Regions from separate parts of the Mus musculus genome. Here region 1 is linked to region 2. The links are chromatin contacts, found by Hi-C or POLR2A ChIA-PET in ENCODE. All regions are on one chromosome and are shown on one strand. Each heading gives the region's core, a stretch centred on a gene start or an enhancer-like site at or near the end of the contact. The rest is flanking DNA. Distances are from core to core; before and after follow the strand shown.

Region 1 (3,099 bases), core at 46-2,545, 52 kb after region 2:
GATTCCCCAAGGGGGAAACAGTAGAAATGCAGCTTGGATGGCATCGCAGATACTCCTTAGGGCGGAGTCTGCAGATGGGCAGGGAAGAAATCCGGACCACTGTGCCACTATCCCTGACCAGACACGAACTTCCACCGCTTCTGTGCGGTCCTTTCTACCTCCCTTTCTAGACAATCCTTTGTATTTCGGAATTAAGTCTCTGAGCCGCGGGTCCTCGGGAGCAAGCGCAGGAGGGAAGACCATTACCTTTGCACGTAGTGGATCAGAAACATAGCTAGCAGGACGCGGTTAGGCAGGTTGCCCAGTCGGGCGGCTGCAGGACGGATGCACTCGTACAGCGGCCAGGCCATTGAAGGCAGCTCCTGTAGGAACCAGGCAGGTCGCGCGGGCACTCGGCGGCCGGACCACTGCGAGGAGTAGCGGCCGTAGGAAGAGCCCACCATCTGGAGCCCCACGAAGGCCACGAAAGCCAGGAAACCCTCCAGGTAGACTAGCGCATCCAGTAGGCGCAACTCATCCAACTCCATAGCTGAGGTCGAGCAGCGTGCTCCATGCTCGGATGTCCAAGTGGAGCCACATATAAGCTCAGGAGGAGGGCGCAGAGCAGCCCACAAGGGCCAGCGCTCCAGCAGGGTGTACCTGCCCAGGGGAGGGGCGAGCCACCTGCTCGGGCGGAGACAGGAGCACAGGCTAGCACCACCAGAAGATACCCTCCCGCCCGTAATCCAAACGAGAGAACGATTGGGTAAAACCCCGCCCACACAGGGAGCCACGCCTCTTCGGGGGGAGGGCGCCTTAGTCTCGAGCCCCGCTCCTCAGAGCCCCGCCCGATCTTGGAGCGCTACACACATTGGCTGAGAGCTCCTTTGGCTCGCGAAAAGTTCTGCCGGAGCTCCGCCCCCTCAGCGCCACAGCGGAGCACCAGAGCCTCGCATCACCCACAAAGTCCCGCCTACACAGCAAAGACCCCGCCTCTTCGCTCGAAACAGACTCTCGCTCCGCCCCGCCTAACTTGCAACCACGCCCCTCCACAGTCTAACCCGGACAGCGACAGATCGGACAACACTCCATGACTCTCTGCGCACGCGCTACGATCAGGTCGTCCATGCAGGTGCCTGAGTCTCTGTGTAAGACGGGGAGATTCACGCTCAGTGGCGTTTAAGGTTGATTTGAGGAAACACGTTCTCTATAGGAATACCACCCTTTTTTTTGCGTGAGTTCTCGGCGGGAGCATGTTGTGTCTTTCAGGCATATTTTTTGACTGCCTCTGCTAGGACCCAGCCGCGGGGTCCTCGGGATGCAGCCGGAAGTGCAGCGTGCGTGCGGTTTGGTGGGTCGCTGTGTGCGCTCCGCGTGTGCAGCCGCGTGGGCCATGGGGCGGCGGGCGCGGGGCCGGCGGTTCCAGCAGCCGCCGCAGCCTGAGGGCGAGGAAGACGCCAGCGACGGCGGCAGAAAGCGAGGCCAGGCGGTAGGCGCGGGGACGAGAGGGGTGTCTGGTGGGCTCGCGCGTGCGGAGCTTGCTCGTGGGCCGGGTTCGCGGGTGTCGGTCGGAGCTTGCTCACCTGTCGCTTTCCTGGCAGGGCTGGGAAGGTGGCTATCCCGAGATCGTAAAGGAGAACAAGCTCTTCGAGCACTACTATCAGGAACTCAAGATCGTGCCAGAGGGAGAATGGGACCAATTCATGGAGTCACTCCGAGAACCTCTCCCAGCCACACTGAGAATCACTGGGTACAAAAGGTACGTTTGCTGTGTCTTTTCTGAGGTGTGGACTTGGGGGCTGTAGTGCACAGGAACGTCCTCGGTGGGACATTAGAATATGAATAGAAAACGCGACCCGGGAAAGACTTGGGTCCTATGGGGGACCATCAGAGCAGCAGGAATCTTTGCCTCTCTTGCACGTCAAAGTACGTTGTCCGCAAGACTCGTGGCAATTAAAAACTGAAGCTGTGACAAAATGCAGTATTGCTTTTACCTTATTTGTAAGGTGTGTCCAACAGAACAGTGAACTGGAGGGAGTTAGAAAATTGATGGTGTTGCTTTCTTAGATGTTAACAGGGCCTAGGTGTTAAAAAGTCTGCACACCCCGGAGCGCTTATGGAACGTCTTCTCAGAACTGGTTTTACGTTTAAAACACTTGGCAATCTTAAAGCTATTAAATCTTACCAACTCACCTTCTTAGATGACTGTGAAACTTGCTTTTTTTTTTTTTTCCATAGCCATGCCAAAGAGATTCTCCATTGCTTGAAGAACAAGTACTTTAAGGAGTTGGAGGACCTGGAAGTAGATGGACAGAAAGTTGAAGTTCCACAACCACTAAGCTGGTGGGTACAGAATGCTTCCTCGTGCTGGGTGTTTCTTAGGTCCCCAACCCCCTTTAATGCACTTCTCAGCTCTAAAGTCACTGTCGGCTTAAAGAGCTTGGTTGTACTTTCCTTTTTTTTTCTTCTTATAAAGATTTACGTGTTTATTATATATAAGTACACTGTATTCAGACACACCAGAAGGCATTACAGGACTCATTACAGATGGTTGTGAGCCACCATGTGGTTGCTGGGAAGGACCTCTGGGAGGGAGAGAGCAGACAGTACTCTTAACTGCTGAGCCGTGTACCTAGTCCCTGGATGTATTTTTCAAGCATCTGTTTGTCTGTTTTCCGAGACAGGATTTCTGGGTGTTCTGAAACCTGTAGACAAGGTTAGTCTCAAACTCAGATCCACCTGCCTCTGCTGGGTGGATTAAATCCATGTACCAGCATCATCTGCCTTATTAGATTTATGTATGTATGTATACGAGTGCAGGGAGGCTGTCTTCAGGCACATCAGAAGAGGGCACTGGATCCCATTACCATGTGGTTGCTGAGAATTCAACGCAGGACCTCTGGTCTGGAAGAGCAGCCAGTGCTCTTAACCACTGAGACGTCTCCCCAGCCCCCATCATCTGCCTCTTTTCAAGCATCTTAATGTTCTTTCCTGTAGTGCTTTTATTAACATGAGGTTGGGGTACACATGTTCATCAGTGACTCGCAGTTAATTGAGTTAATGAGTTTGGTTAATTGGTCTTGGGTCCAGCTTCCTCCTTGATGTTCCTGAGTTGCTTCT
Region 2 (3,169 bases), core at 179-2,678:
GGCCAAATGAGGACAGATGGCTGCTAGTGGGACCACATGATTGAGTTTATGGAAGCCCGTACCCCACATGACTTCATGGCTTCTTTTTTTTTTTTTCTTTTTTCTTTTCTTGGATATTTTCTTCATTTACATTTCAAATGCTATCCCAAAAATCCCCTATACCCTCCCCCCTCCCCCGCTCCCCTACCCACTCACTCCCACTTCTTGGCCCTGGCTTTCCCCTGTACTGGGGCATATAAAGTTTGTAATACCAAGGGTCCTCTCTTCCCAATGATGGCTGACTAGGCCATCTTCTGATACATATGCAGCAAGAGACAGAAGCTCTGGGGGTACTGATTAGTTCATATTGTTGTTCCACCTATAGCGTCGCAGAACCCTCCGGCTCCTTGGGTGCTTTCTCTAGCTCCTTCATTGGGGACCCTGTGTTCCATCCTATAGATGACTGTGAGCATCCCCTTCTATATTTGCCAGGCACTGGGAAAGCCTCACAGGAGACAGCTATATCAGGGTCCTTTCAGCAAAATCTTGCTGACGTATGCAATAGTGTCTGCATTTGGTGGCTGATTATGGGACGGACCCCCAGGTGAGGCAGTCTCTGGATGGTCCATCCTTTCGTCTTAGCTCTAAACTTTGTCTCTGCAACTCCTTCCCCCACATGACTTCTGAGAAGACCCTATGGGTAAGTTAAATGTGAATGTAGTTCTGTTCAAGTTACAGAGAAAGAATGAGCGGCTCAAAGGCGCCAGAAATGCTCGGGATTCTCTGCAAGCCACCCCTGACTGCCCTATTACTTCTGCTTTCTTAATTTAGATGGAAGTAAAAATTTGAAGACATCCACTTGTCCCTTTCCATTGAGCCAGCACACACAGCAGTGCCAGGAGCAGCACGTGTGGTCTCCCAGTTGCTGGCTGTGTGTATTCCAGTTGCTATCGTGAGGCTCTGAACAAGAATCGCACAGTGAGTCCGCGGCCAGCGGGACCCACTGTGGGATTTAGGCCAATCCACATTTTCCACGTGCACAACACAAGCCTCTCTCTCTCTCTCTCTCTCTCTCTCTCTCTCTCTCTCTCTCTCTCTCTCTCTCTCAGCACTCAAACAGTAGCACTATTATTTCCAAAGATTAGCCTCGCTTCAAAGCCATTGTCTAGTTCTCAGAAGGCTGGGCATTACTCTTGTCCCCTGTACATCTGCCCTGCTAAATACATGCTGGCCCTGTGGGAGAAAGGCCTTACAAAATGCGTGTGTAGCCACTTTGCAAGACCCTTATCTGTGTAAACACTCGATGGCAGCGTTCTCCCCTGGTGCTCGGGGCTCGGAGCACACAGGGCTTATCTGCCCAGCTCCCTCTTACACTCTCCAATCCTAGCAGTGCTCCTGGCACAGTGAGAAACTTTATGAGTGGACAAGTCAGGGCAGGCAGGGCATGTGAAAGGAAAGAAACACAGTCAGTACTAAGCCTCGTGGAGACCGGCAATCTGTTCAGCCATAAACAGCGTCCAGTGCCTGAGTTCTGCTTTCTTTCTTGGGTTCTCCAGTGGATGACAATGTGGTAGGACCAGCTGCTAACTATTCAGAACTTCATTTTGGCCATTCCATAGCCTTTGTCACCAAACTTATCATTTGTCCTTTCCTTGATGATCTCTATCTTAAATCCAAGTGGTACCTCAGTTCCAATGGTGAGTCTGGATCAAACACTAAAATGCTTGCTCTGCAGAGGACCAGTGTGGCCTCTGATACTGTAGACCAGCACACTTGACATTTGCTGCGTGCACAGGGATGTGCGAGTTGGAGGCCAGCCTTGTCTACCAAGAGATTTACAGTCTAGTCTTAATGGCTATTGAGAGCCAGTCTCAAAACAAAATTTAAATTTAAAATATGTTTCTCTGGGTTCAGAAGGCAAAGGCGCTCACCACACAACCCTGATGATGTGAATTCAACCCCCAGATGCACAGTGGGATGAGAGAAAAGACTTCCAAAAGCTATCATCTGACTTTGACAAATGAGAGGTTCTGAAACATACACATCATACAGACATACGTATATAATAACAGCATTTAAGTGGCTTTCTTAGCTGATCATGGTAGCACATGCCTGTTTTCCCCGCTGCTTTGGAGGCTGAGGTAGAAAAATTGTAAATTATTGACCAGTCTGGACTACAGAGAAAGACCCAATACCCAGTCTCTAAGTAAATAAATAAATAAATAAATAAATAAATAAATAAATAAATAAATAAATAAGCAAGCTAAGGTTTTCTTTATTCTCCTTTCTACTTTCCTCCTCCTCCTCCTCCTCCCTCTTCTTCTTCTTCTTCTTCTTCTTCTTCTTCTTCTTCTTCTTCTTCTTCTTCTTCTTCTTCTTCTTCTTCTTCTTCTTCTTCTTCTTCTTCTTCTCCTTTACTGCATTCACTATTTATTGTGCATGGGTTGGGGTATGACAAGGCACTTGGTTGCCACTGTATACATATGGAGATCAGAAGAGAACTTGTAGGAATTGGTTCTCTTCTTCTGCCATGTGTTGTCCTGGGGTTGGAACTCAGGTTGTCAGGCTGATGTCAATCACCTCTGCCTGCTGAGCCGTCTCACTGGCTTCCATGGCTGATTTTCAGTAAAGTTTCTCTAGACATTTACGTACTGGTTGTTCTGTAAATATAAGTTCCGAAGTCTTGTTGGTTTGTAGGAGCCCAAGTCCGATTCAAATTTATGCTTTTAAGTATTTCCTTTTTTTTTCTTTTAAAGATTTATTTATTTATTTTATGTATATGAGTACACTATAGCTGTCTTCAGATATACCAGAAGAGGGCATCAGATCTCATTACAGATGGTTGTGTGCCACCATGCGGATGCTGGGAATTGAACTCAGGACCTTTGGAAGATCAGTCAGTGCTCTTAACCACTGAGCCATCTCTTTTTTGTGTGTGGTGTTTTGTCTGCATGTTGTGTGTGAGACCATCTACCATATGCATGTAGTACTTAAGGAGGCCAGAAGAGAGCGTCAGACCCTGCAACTGGAGTTACAGATGGTTGTCAGCTACTGTGTGGGTGCTGGTAGCTGAATCCCAGGTCCTCTGCAAGAGCAGCCAATGTTCTTAACAACTGACTCATTTCTCCAGGTCCTTAGTGGAATTTAGTGTATGTTTAGCTTCCTTGGAAATTAATTGCCAGATTGTCTT

Evidence for each region. A loop is a pair of places that touch in the nucleus more often than their neighbours do. ChIA-PET counts read pairs that join two places held with the same protein, here RNA polymerase II (POLR2A).
Region 1: a map of left cerebral cortex shows a loop between it and region 2 (2.9-fold over the local background). The contact joins the promoter of Nsun2 here to the enhancer-like site in region 2. A Hi-C loop is called at or near these places in 18 of 37 maps with a recorded cell type or tissue (CH12.LX, Patski, T-helper 1 cell and 5 more). POLR2A ChIA-PET finds 5 or more read pairs at or near these places in 4 of 5 experiments (Patski and embryonic stem cell).

Annotation. Positions count from the first base shown.
Region 1 is chr13:69,610,721-69,613,819 of GRCm38, forward strand. Nsun2 (NOL1/NOP2/Sun domain family member 2) reads left to right here and starts at 1,296. Exons shown (of 19, transcript NM_145354.5): 1 at 1,296-1,468; 2 at 1,581-1,738; 3 at 2,218-2,322. The coding sequence starts at 1,373. Srd5a1 (steroid 5 alpha-reductase 1) reads right to left here and starts at 743. Exons shown (of 5, transcript NM_175283.3): 1 at 247-743. The coding sequence starts at 527.
Region 2 is chr13:69,558,505-69,561,673 of GRCm38, forward strand. No RefSeq gene overlaps it. Among named protein-coding and RNA genes, the nearest start is that of A530095I07Rik, 16 kb to the left of the region's middle. Within about 2 kb of position 1,429, at least 1 of the 3 ENCODE cell types and tissues checked has a DNase peak (open chromatin) inside an H3K27ac peak, as active enhancers do; it is left cerebral cortex, where a contact is called at or near this core.